2 separate regions of the Homo sapiens genome follow, and region 1 is linked to region 2. Evidence: chromatin loops called from intact Hi-C (ENCODE). Cell type or tissue: CD4-positive, alpha-beta T cell. All regions are shown on one strand. Links, peaks and the distances in the headings refer to the core of each region. The heading gives the core; the rest is flanking DNA. Region 1 overlaps CRTC3-AS1 (CRTC3 antisense RNA 1). Region 2 has its middle 12 kb from the start of IQGAP1.

Region 1 (4,395 bases), core at 234-4,233, 300 kb before region 2:
AAAGGGCAAGGCACTATTTTAGTCACTGTTTTGCAGGGAGAAAAAAATCCTGTTTATCCTTATGATTCATTTTGGTGGTTTTTGGATAATGTTGTATTGATTCATGACGACTCACTCAGCATCTGGTATGAATTAAATGAGACTTTCTCTTTTTGACAGTAAAATGAAAGATCTTAAACAACGCTAACATTAAAAAGAGGCCTGGAGGGAATACAAGAGTTGGAGCAATCCTGGGGACTTGAGTCAGTTCAGTGGGATGCCCTACCACCTTGGCAAAGCCAGCACAGTGCCATGCAGTTCCAGGGCAGTGCTGCTTGTGACCTTATGTCTGCTCCTCATGAGTACCACGATGACTCCTTGCAGGTCCCATTGCTTCCCACCATATGCTGTTTTATCTTGTAGTCATGATCCCAACTGGACAAATGGGGAAACAGAGGCAGGAAGCTGGCATGGATGTGACATCAGGAGTCAGATTTTCTCTGGTTTGTTCCAGGAAGTTTTCCGTAGAATCCCAGAGGACATCCAGTGATTCTTAACGGGGGATGATTTTGGCACCCCCAGGGGTATTGGGCAATGTCTGGAGGCATTTTGGTTGCCACAACTAGGGAGGTGCTACTGGCATCTACCTGCAGTGTCAGAACAGCCTCCAAAGAACAAAATGATCCAGCCCACATGTCAATAGTGCCGAAGTTGAGAAACCCTGCTCTAACCCAAAGGGACTCCAAATCCCAAGTGATGTGGTGGTTGTCAGGGCATTAGCAGACTTAATGCAAAGGCCTCTCAATATGGCAAAACAGATTGTCTGAAAAATTATGTAATTTTTGTGTTTAAAAAGAGTAGAACCTGGGCAACATAGCAAGACCTTGTCTACAAACATATTCAGGCTGAGAAAATGAAAAATAAAAAAAGACCCTGTCTTGGCCGGGTACGGTGGCTCACGCCTGTAATCCCAGCACTTTGGGAGACGGAGGCAGGTGGATCACAAGGTCAGGAGTTCAAGACCAGCCTGGCCAGTATGGTGAAACCCTGTCTCTACTAAAAATACAAAAATTAGCTGGGCGTGGTGGCACGTGCCTGTAGTCCCAGCTACTCAGGAGGCTGAGGCAGGAGAATCACTTGAACCTGAGAGGCGGAGGTTGCAATGAGCCGAGATCGTGCCACTGCACTCCAGCCTGGGCAACAGAGTGAGATCTGTCTCAAAACAAAAGACCCTGTCTTTACGAAAACAAACAAACAAACAACAACAAATATATATAGAGAGAGACAGAGAGAGAGTGTCAGGTATGGTGGTATGTGCCTGTGGTCCCAGCTGCTCAGGTGACTGAAGCTAGTGGATCCCTTGAGCCCAGGAGTTCAAGGCTGTTGTAAGTCGTGACTGCCATGCACTCCAGCCAAGGAGACAGTGAGATCCTGTCTCAAAAAAAAAAAAAAAAAAAAAAAGTATATATCTTGCCTAGATCATGGTCTCTGTATGTCATTCTCTGCTAAAAGAAACTAGGGCTCCTGCCAAATGGCCAGTCCAAGGTTGGGGCAGCTGAACAAGGAAGGTATCATCACTATGGAGTCTGATTAAAAGGACACAGGGGTTCATGTGAAAAGGCTCTCTCTGACCAAATACAGGATGATTTGAGCAACAAAAAGAACAATGCAAGTATGTTAAAATTCGTATTTGTAAGTTGAAAGAGGAGCTTGTGATCAAAAGATGAAAATGTTCCTTGGCCGGGCATGGTGGCTCACACCTGTAATCCCAGCACTTTGGGAGGCCGAGTCGGGTGGATCACCTGAGGTCAGGAGTTTGAGACCAGCCTGGCCAACATGGTGAAACCCCATCTCTACTAAAAAATACAAAAAATTAGCCAGGTGTGGTGGTGGATGCCTGTAATCCCAGCTACTCAGGAGGCTGAGGCAGGAGAATCGCTTGAACCTGGGAGGTGGAGGTTGCAGTGAGCCGAGATTGTGCCACCGCACTCCAGCCTGGGCAACAAGACCAAAACTCCGTCTCAAAAAAAAAGAAAAGAAAAAAGAAAAGGTACCGCCAAATCATGTGACTTCTAGAGGTTTCCTTTATGAAAAAAAAAAAGTGGTGCTTCCATTACCTCTTAAACCCAGATGTTCTCATTTCCTTTAGTGTCAACAGTGGCGGAAAGGGAAGTTTGTATCACCTGTGTTAATGCTGCTCTGGAAAGGGAGCCAGAATGAGAGTGCACAGTGATCACACAGTCACCATCAAATAAACCATGACTACGCACATACTCTGGGATGGCTGCATCTCTCCTGTGGGAAAGAGAGAGATAGAAAGAGAGAGCAACATGTCATCCGATGACTGCAGCCTAGATGGATATGGCTGTGATAGAGTGCTTCAATTGGAATCTGCCTCTTGTAACTGAAAATTACTTTAAACAATAAAAAGAAGTTATTGACTCATAGTCAAGAAAGCTTGACAGTGCTGCAGTGCAGTCCTTGGACTACAGTGGTCCACAAACTGTTATTGGTCCACGATAAGATATCTATGTGGCTGCAAGATCCACGTGCATGACCCTTCTTTCCTACCTTGTTGATGATGCTACAGGATAACGAGAACACCTGGGTTTAAGAGGCATAGAAGAACCACTTTTTATAAAGGATACCTCCAGTGGATGAAGCTATATGATTCATCTTTATTGTGTGTTACAAAAGTATCAGTCAATAAAATAACAATAAAACTGAAAATGAAACGGAAAACTGCTGTTATTACAGACAGTTCGAAAAACAGTGGCCTAGAGTGGTGATTCCCAGTCCTGGCTGCTCAACAGAACTACCTGGTGAGCTTTGACAACTCCCAGTAATGAGGTTCATTCCCAGGGATTTTCATTTAATTGGCCTGGGGTGGGGCCAAAGCATGGCTAGTTTTAGAAGCTTGCCAGGTAGTTCTAATGTGTAGTGAGCGTTGAAAACTAGTGGTTTGGATTCAGGTTGGCCTCAGCTGAGGCTTTATCCAGTGGTCAGGAATGTCACCAAGGCCTGGTGGTCTCATAGCACTAAATGGTCATATTAGAAAAGGAGAAAGAACTCAAATCAATGACCTCAGCTTCTACCTCAAGAAACTAGAAAATGTTCAAGTTCTTCTGCTCTGACCTAAAAGGTGTAAAAAAATAAATGTAGGGGCCGGGCGCGGTGGCTCAGGCCTGTAATCCCAGCACTTTGGGAGGCCGAGGCAGGCGGATCACCTGAGGTCAGGAGTTTGAGACCAGCCTGGCAAACATGGAGAAACCCCGTCTCTACTAAAAATACAAAATTAGCCAGGCGTGGTGGCGCATGCCTGTAATCCCAGCTACTCTAGAGGCTGAGGCAGGAGAATCACTTGAACCTGGGAGGCAGAGGTTGTGATGAGCTGAGATCACGCCATTGCACTCTAGCCTGGGCAACAAGAGCAAAAACTCAGTCTCAAAAAAAAATTAAAAAAAAAAATTTTAAAGAAACTAGAAAAATAGAGCAAATTCATTCCAAAGTAAGCAAATAAAAGGAAATAATAAAGATCAAAGGGGAGAAATTAATGAAATGGAAAACACAAGAACAATAGAAAAAGTCAATGAAACTGAAAGCTGGTTCTTTGAAAATATCAATAAAATTGATAACTTCTAGCCTGACCGATTATGAAAAAAACAAAACAAAACAAAATACAAATTGCTGATATCAGAAATGAGAGAGGAGACATCACTACAGATTCCATAGATATTGAAAGGATAACAAGGGAACATTATAAACAACTTTATGCCAACAGATTCAATAACTTAGATGAAATGGATAAATTCTTGAAAAACTTAAGAGCTTACTCATGAAGAAATAGGTCATTTGAATAGCCTAATGTTAATTAAAGAAATTGAATTTATAGTTAAAAACCTTGTCACAGGCTGGGCATGGTGGCTTACACCTGTAATCCCAGCACTTTGGGAGGCCAAGGTGGATGGATCACTCAAGGTCAGGAGTTCAAGACCAGCCTGGCCAACATGGTGAAACCCTGTGTCTACTAAAAATACAAAAAATAATTAGCTAAGTATGGTGGCCTTTGCCTGTAGTCCCAGTTACTTGGGAGGCTGAGGCAGGAGAATTGCTTGAATCCAGGAGGCAGAGGTTGCAGTGAGCTGAGATTATGCCACTGCACTCCTGGGCAACAGAGTGAGACTCTGTCTCAAAAAAGAAAACAACAACAACCTTGTCACAAAGAAAACTCCAGGCCCACAATCTAAGACAGTAAACTGTGCCCAGCACAGGGTGGGAGGAGAGTGCTAGCAGCACAGCTTGGAAGGCAGGCAGCTCCTCTGGCTATGAAGTCGAGTTCACTTCCAGGCTAACTTGGACATATTGCAAAGAGATGTTTGATAAATTTGAAACTACAGTTAAATGGCAGCTAACAGC
Region 2 (4,395 bases), core at 169-4,168:
CTCAACTCGAGCCCATGAGAGCAGTCATGGGTGATGAATCCTGCAAAGCCACAGGGACAGAGCTGCTCCATGCCTTGGGAGCCCACCCACTGCACCGGTATGCCCAGCATATGGGACATGGAGTCAAAGATTATGTTAGAGCTTTAAGATCTAATGACTGCCCTTCCAGCTTTCAAACTTGCATGGGGCCTGTAGCACCTTTCTTGTTGGCTGATTTCTCCATTCTGAAATGGGAATGTTTATCCAATGCTTGTACTATAACTGTCAGGCCTCACAGGATAGCTTTTCAGGAAATTGTAACCATGCTGTGTAGGCAGAATTCTGAGATGACTGCCCAAGATTCCCAATCCTTGGCTATTCAATCAAACACTAATCTAGGCACTATTTTGAAGGGATTTTGCAGATGCAATTAAGGCACTAAACAGTTGATCTTAAGATGGGGAAATTATCCTGGTCATCACATGAGCCATTTATAAGTAGAGAGATTCCTTTAGCTGGCAAAAGAAGTCAGAGACTCAAAGCATGGGATGGTTCAATGGGCCATTGCTGGTATTGAATATGGAGGGGTCCACATGGAAAGGACTTGAGAGCAGCCTCGAGAAGCTAAGAGTGGCCCCTGACTGATAGTCAGCAAGGAAACAGGGACCTCAGACCTATAACTGCAAGGAACTTGATTCTACCTATAGCCTAAATGAGCTTGGAAGCAGATTCTCCTCACAGTCTCAAGATAAGTCCTTAATCTAGTGGATATTTTAATCTTGACCTTGTAAGACTCTGAGCAAAGAACCCAGTCAAGCTTGCCTGTACTTCAATAGAAAACTAATACATACACTTAAGGAAACTTGAGTGTGTGGGGAGGGGGTTGGGGTGGCTTATAAGTAATGTTACCAAACATGCTAATGGTAAACTTTTGTATAAAAAGGCCTATGAGCTAGCTGGATACCCTGCTTCTCTCTGATAGGACTAACTCCATATAGTTCATGAGTCTTTTGAGCAGATGTAGTTCGTAATAAATCCGATACTCCATTTGGTCTATGTAATTACTGATCTTCTTTGTTTCTCTATACTTTGAACACCTTGGGCAAAGAGATAGAACACCTTGTTCTAGAAATAGAACAAAGGGTCAGTAAACTTCAGAATACCATCAAGTGGCTGTCTGTCAAGTACCAGTTTTCATCTTTGTGAAACTTCAAGTGTTACCTATCACTGCTTAACTCCTTAACCAACTCATTTGAGAGAAACCTATTTCATCTTGTCCTAAAGATATTCAGATATTCCGGATCTTGTGTTTAAGCACAGCTCCTGCCAGATATTCCAACTTCAGCCATTTCTTCAACTCTTGGTTTTTCAGATGGAGGAAAAGTTTTGAACTACCTGTTGGTAGTTGCAGCTATTTACCAACTGCTTACCATGTTCCAGAAAATGCTAGGTGCTTTATTTATATTGTCTCATTTAATCTTCACAATAACCCTATGAGGAAATATAATTATCCTCATTTTACAAATGAGAAAACAGGCACAAAGAGGTTAGATATTTTGCTTAAGGCCATAAGATTCAGAGTTAGGATCAAGCTTCCATCTCTCTGATTCTAAAATCTCTGTCAAATCATCATTCAACACCGTGTCCTAGTTTATGGACAGCATATCAATGAGCAGGTGTTCATTCACTTCTTAAATATGCCTAATTGCCTCTGAAAACCTTTCAACAAACATTTGTGAACACCCATATCCTAGTCTAGGAACAATATATAAAAACAGAGACCCGGAAGTTGTGGGAGGAAGCCAGGAAGTCAGCCCAGAATGGAGTTGGGGCATTGGTTTCCGGGCTGGGGTTAGAATAGGCCACAAGGTTCTACTGCAGTCTCAAGGCCTAAGACAAAGGACAAATCTAAAGATTCATCAAGAGACAGAAATCGCTCATAGGAATCATGAGCTCATTGGAGAGTCAGACCAAAGTATGGGGAAAGAGCGGTAAACGAGGCAGGGAACACCAGACCCCATCACAGGGTCAGAACCTGAGACAAGCCTGCATGGCAGGGTTCCCCACGGCAAACCCCTGAAACATCTACAGGGATGACAATGGGTTACTAGTAACAACAGCTAACTCATAATGAGTGCCCCTTAGGTCCAGTTGTAAGTATTTGATCTCATTTGACCTTCACAACAATCCTATGAGGTAGGAACTACTAGAATTTTCAATTTAAGGATAAGGAAACTGAAATCAGAAAGGTTAACAATGTTCCAAAAATTACACAACTAGTTAGTGACATACTCAGTATTCAAACTGCATTGGACCCAAAGCCCACATATGTGAACGCTATTCTCCACTAATGCACATGAGGACCTAGAGGGCTGAGTTGAAAGATTTGTGAGGCCACATCCACCAAAGAATGTGATGGACATAGACCTGACAAAGCACTCTCAAGAAGCTTTCAGACATCAAGATAGAGATCTAGGAGCACAGATAAGAGAACAGTTGATGGGTCGGGTGCGGTGGCTCAGGCCTGTAATCCTAACACTTTGGGAGGCTGAGGCGGGCAGATCATGAGGTCAAGAGATGGAGACCATCCTCGTTAACACGGTGAAACCCGTCTCTATTAAAAATACACAAATTAGCTGCGCCAGGTAGCAGGTGCCTGTAGTCCCAGCTACTCGGGAGGCTGAGGCGGGAGAATGGCGTGAACCCAGGAGGCGGAGGTTGCAGTGAGCCGAGATCACGCCACTGCACTCCAGCCTGAACGACAGAGCGAGACTCCGTCTCAAAAAAAAAAAAAAAAAAAGACTTTGCAGGGAAGACCTATGAAAAGGGTGAGAAAGGGCACAAGTTGCAGTAACAGTGTAAACAAAGCCAGAAAAATTGCAAAGGTGTGTGCGTGTGTGATCATGCCCTGATTCTTGTATAGTTAATTTCACCCCAGGCTTCTCAAACAGCACAGCCACATGATGTTTCAAAAAGTCCAAGTGGAACCTCTTCGGAAAGATGCCCCACCATTGGCAGAGGCTGTGACCTTTTTCCTCAGGTACCAGGGGTTGCTACATGGGGAATGGGTGGACACTGGGCTGTAAATACTGCGTCTGGAATTTATTCCTTTTGGTGGATGCTTGGTCTCGCTGACTTCAAGAATGAAACCACGGACCTTCACGGTGAGCGTTACAGCTCTTAAAGATGGTGTGTCCGGAGTTTGTTCCTTCAGATGTTCAGATGTGTCCGGAGTTTCTTCCTTCCAGTGGGTTCGTGGTCTCACTGACTTCAGGAGTGAAGCCGCACACCTTCGCAGTGAGTGTTACAGCTCTTAAAGGTGGCTCATCTGGAGTTGTTTGTTCCTCCCGGTGGGTTTGTGGTCTTGCTGACTTCAGGAATGCAGCCGCAGACCCTCGCATTGAGTGTTACAGCTCATGAAGGTAGTGCGGACCCAGAGTGAGCAGCAGCAAGATTTACTGTGAAGAGCGAAAGAACAAAGCTTCCACAGCATGGAAGGGCACCCGAGTGGGTTGCCTGCTGCTGGCTTCGCTGGCCAGCTTTTATTGCCTTATTTGGCCCCACCCACATCCTGCTGATTAGTCCATTTTACAGAGTGCTGACTGGTGCGTTTACAGTCCTTTAGCTAGACACAGAGTGCTGATTGGTGCGTTTTTACAGTGTGCTGATTGGTGCATTTACAATACTTTAGCTAGACAAAGAGTGCTGATTGGTGCGTTTTTAATCCTCTAGCTAGACAGAAAAGTTTTCCAAGTCCCCACCCAACCTAGAAGCCCAGCTGGCTTCACCTCTCAATACCTTCTTTCTTTATCACTCCTCATTTTCTTTACGACTGATATTTGGGTGGTAGAAAGCTCACATCCTTTATGGAAAGTCACCTTCCTATAAGCTCCTCTGGAAGTAGAGTACAGAAAAATCTAACTAGGCCTCTCATGAGATTACAAGCAATGAGTGACATTTCTACTACAACTTATAATGCCAGTGCAGGGCAAGGTAGAAACTGCAAGACTTCAGTCACTATTCAGTTATGTAAAGACTAACACGTGGGCACAGTGGCTCACGCCTGTAATCCTAGCACTTTGGGAGGCCATGGCAGGAAGATTGCTTGAGCCCAGCAGTTGGATACCAGCCTGTGCAACATGGTGAGACACCATCTCTACAAAAAATAAAAAAAATTAGCTGGGCGTAGTGGTGCATGCCTGTGGCCCCAGCTACTGGGGAGGCTGAGGTGGGAAGATCACTTGAGCTGGGGAGGTCGAGGCTGCAGGGAGCTGTGATTGCACCACTGCGTTCCAGCCTGGGAGACAGAGCAAGAACTTGTCTCAAAAGAAAAAAAAAAAAAGAGCTAGACAAGGTGGCTCACTCCTGTAATCTCAGCACTTTGAGAGGCCGAGGCAGGTGGAACCCCTCAGGTCA

The links. Peaks named below come from ENCODE experiments on the same cell type or tissue, not always from the same donor. Only the 100,000 strongest peaks of a DNase experiment are listed, where the experiment ranks them.
Region 1: a loop joins it to region 2, with 6 times the contacts of the local background. A loop is called at or near these places in 1 of 110 quality-filtered maps.

Annotation. Positions count from the first base shown.
Region 1 is chr15:90,676,348-90,680,742 of GRCh38, reverse strand. All of the region lies in intron 2 of CRTC3-AS1 (CRTC3 antisense RNA 1), which reads left to right. Among named protein-coding and RNA genes, the nearest start is that of LINC01585, 18 kb to the right of the region's middle. RefSeq lists an enhancer at 2,603-2,662. In CD4-positive, alpha-beta T cell, for the core only: no CTCF peak of the experiment used is centred there; a DNase peak (open chromatin) is centred at 2,132.
Region 2 is chr15:90,374,508-90,378,902 of GRCh38, reverse strand. No RefSeq gene overlaps it. Among named protein-coding and RNA genes, the nearest start is that of IQGAP1, 12 kb to the left of the region's middle. In CD4-positive, alpha-beta T cell, for the core only: no CTCF peak of the experiment used is centred there; a DNase peak (open chromatin) is centred at 1,802.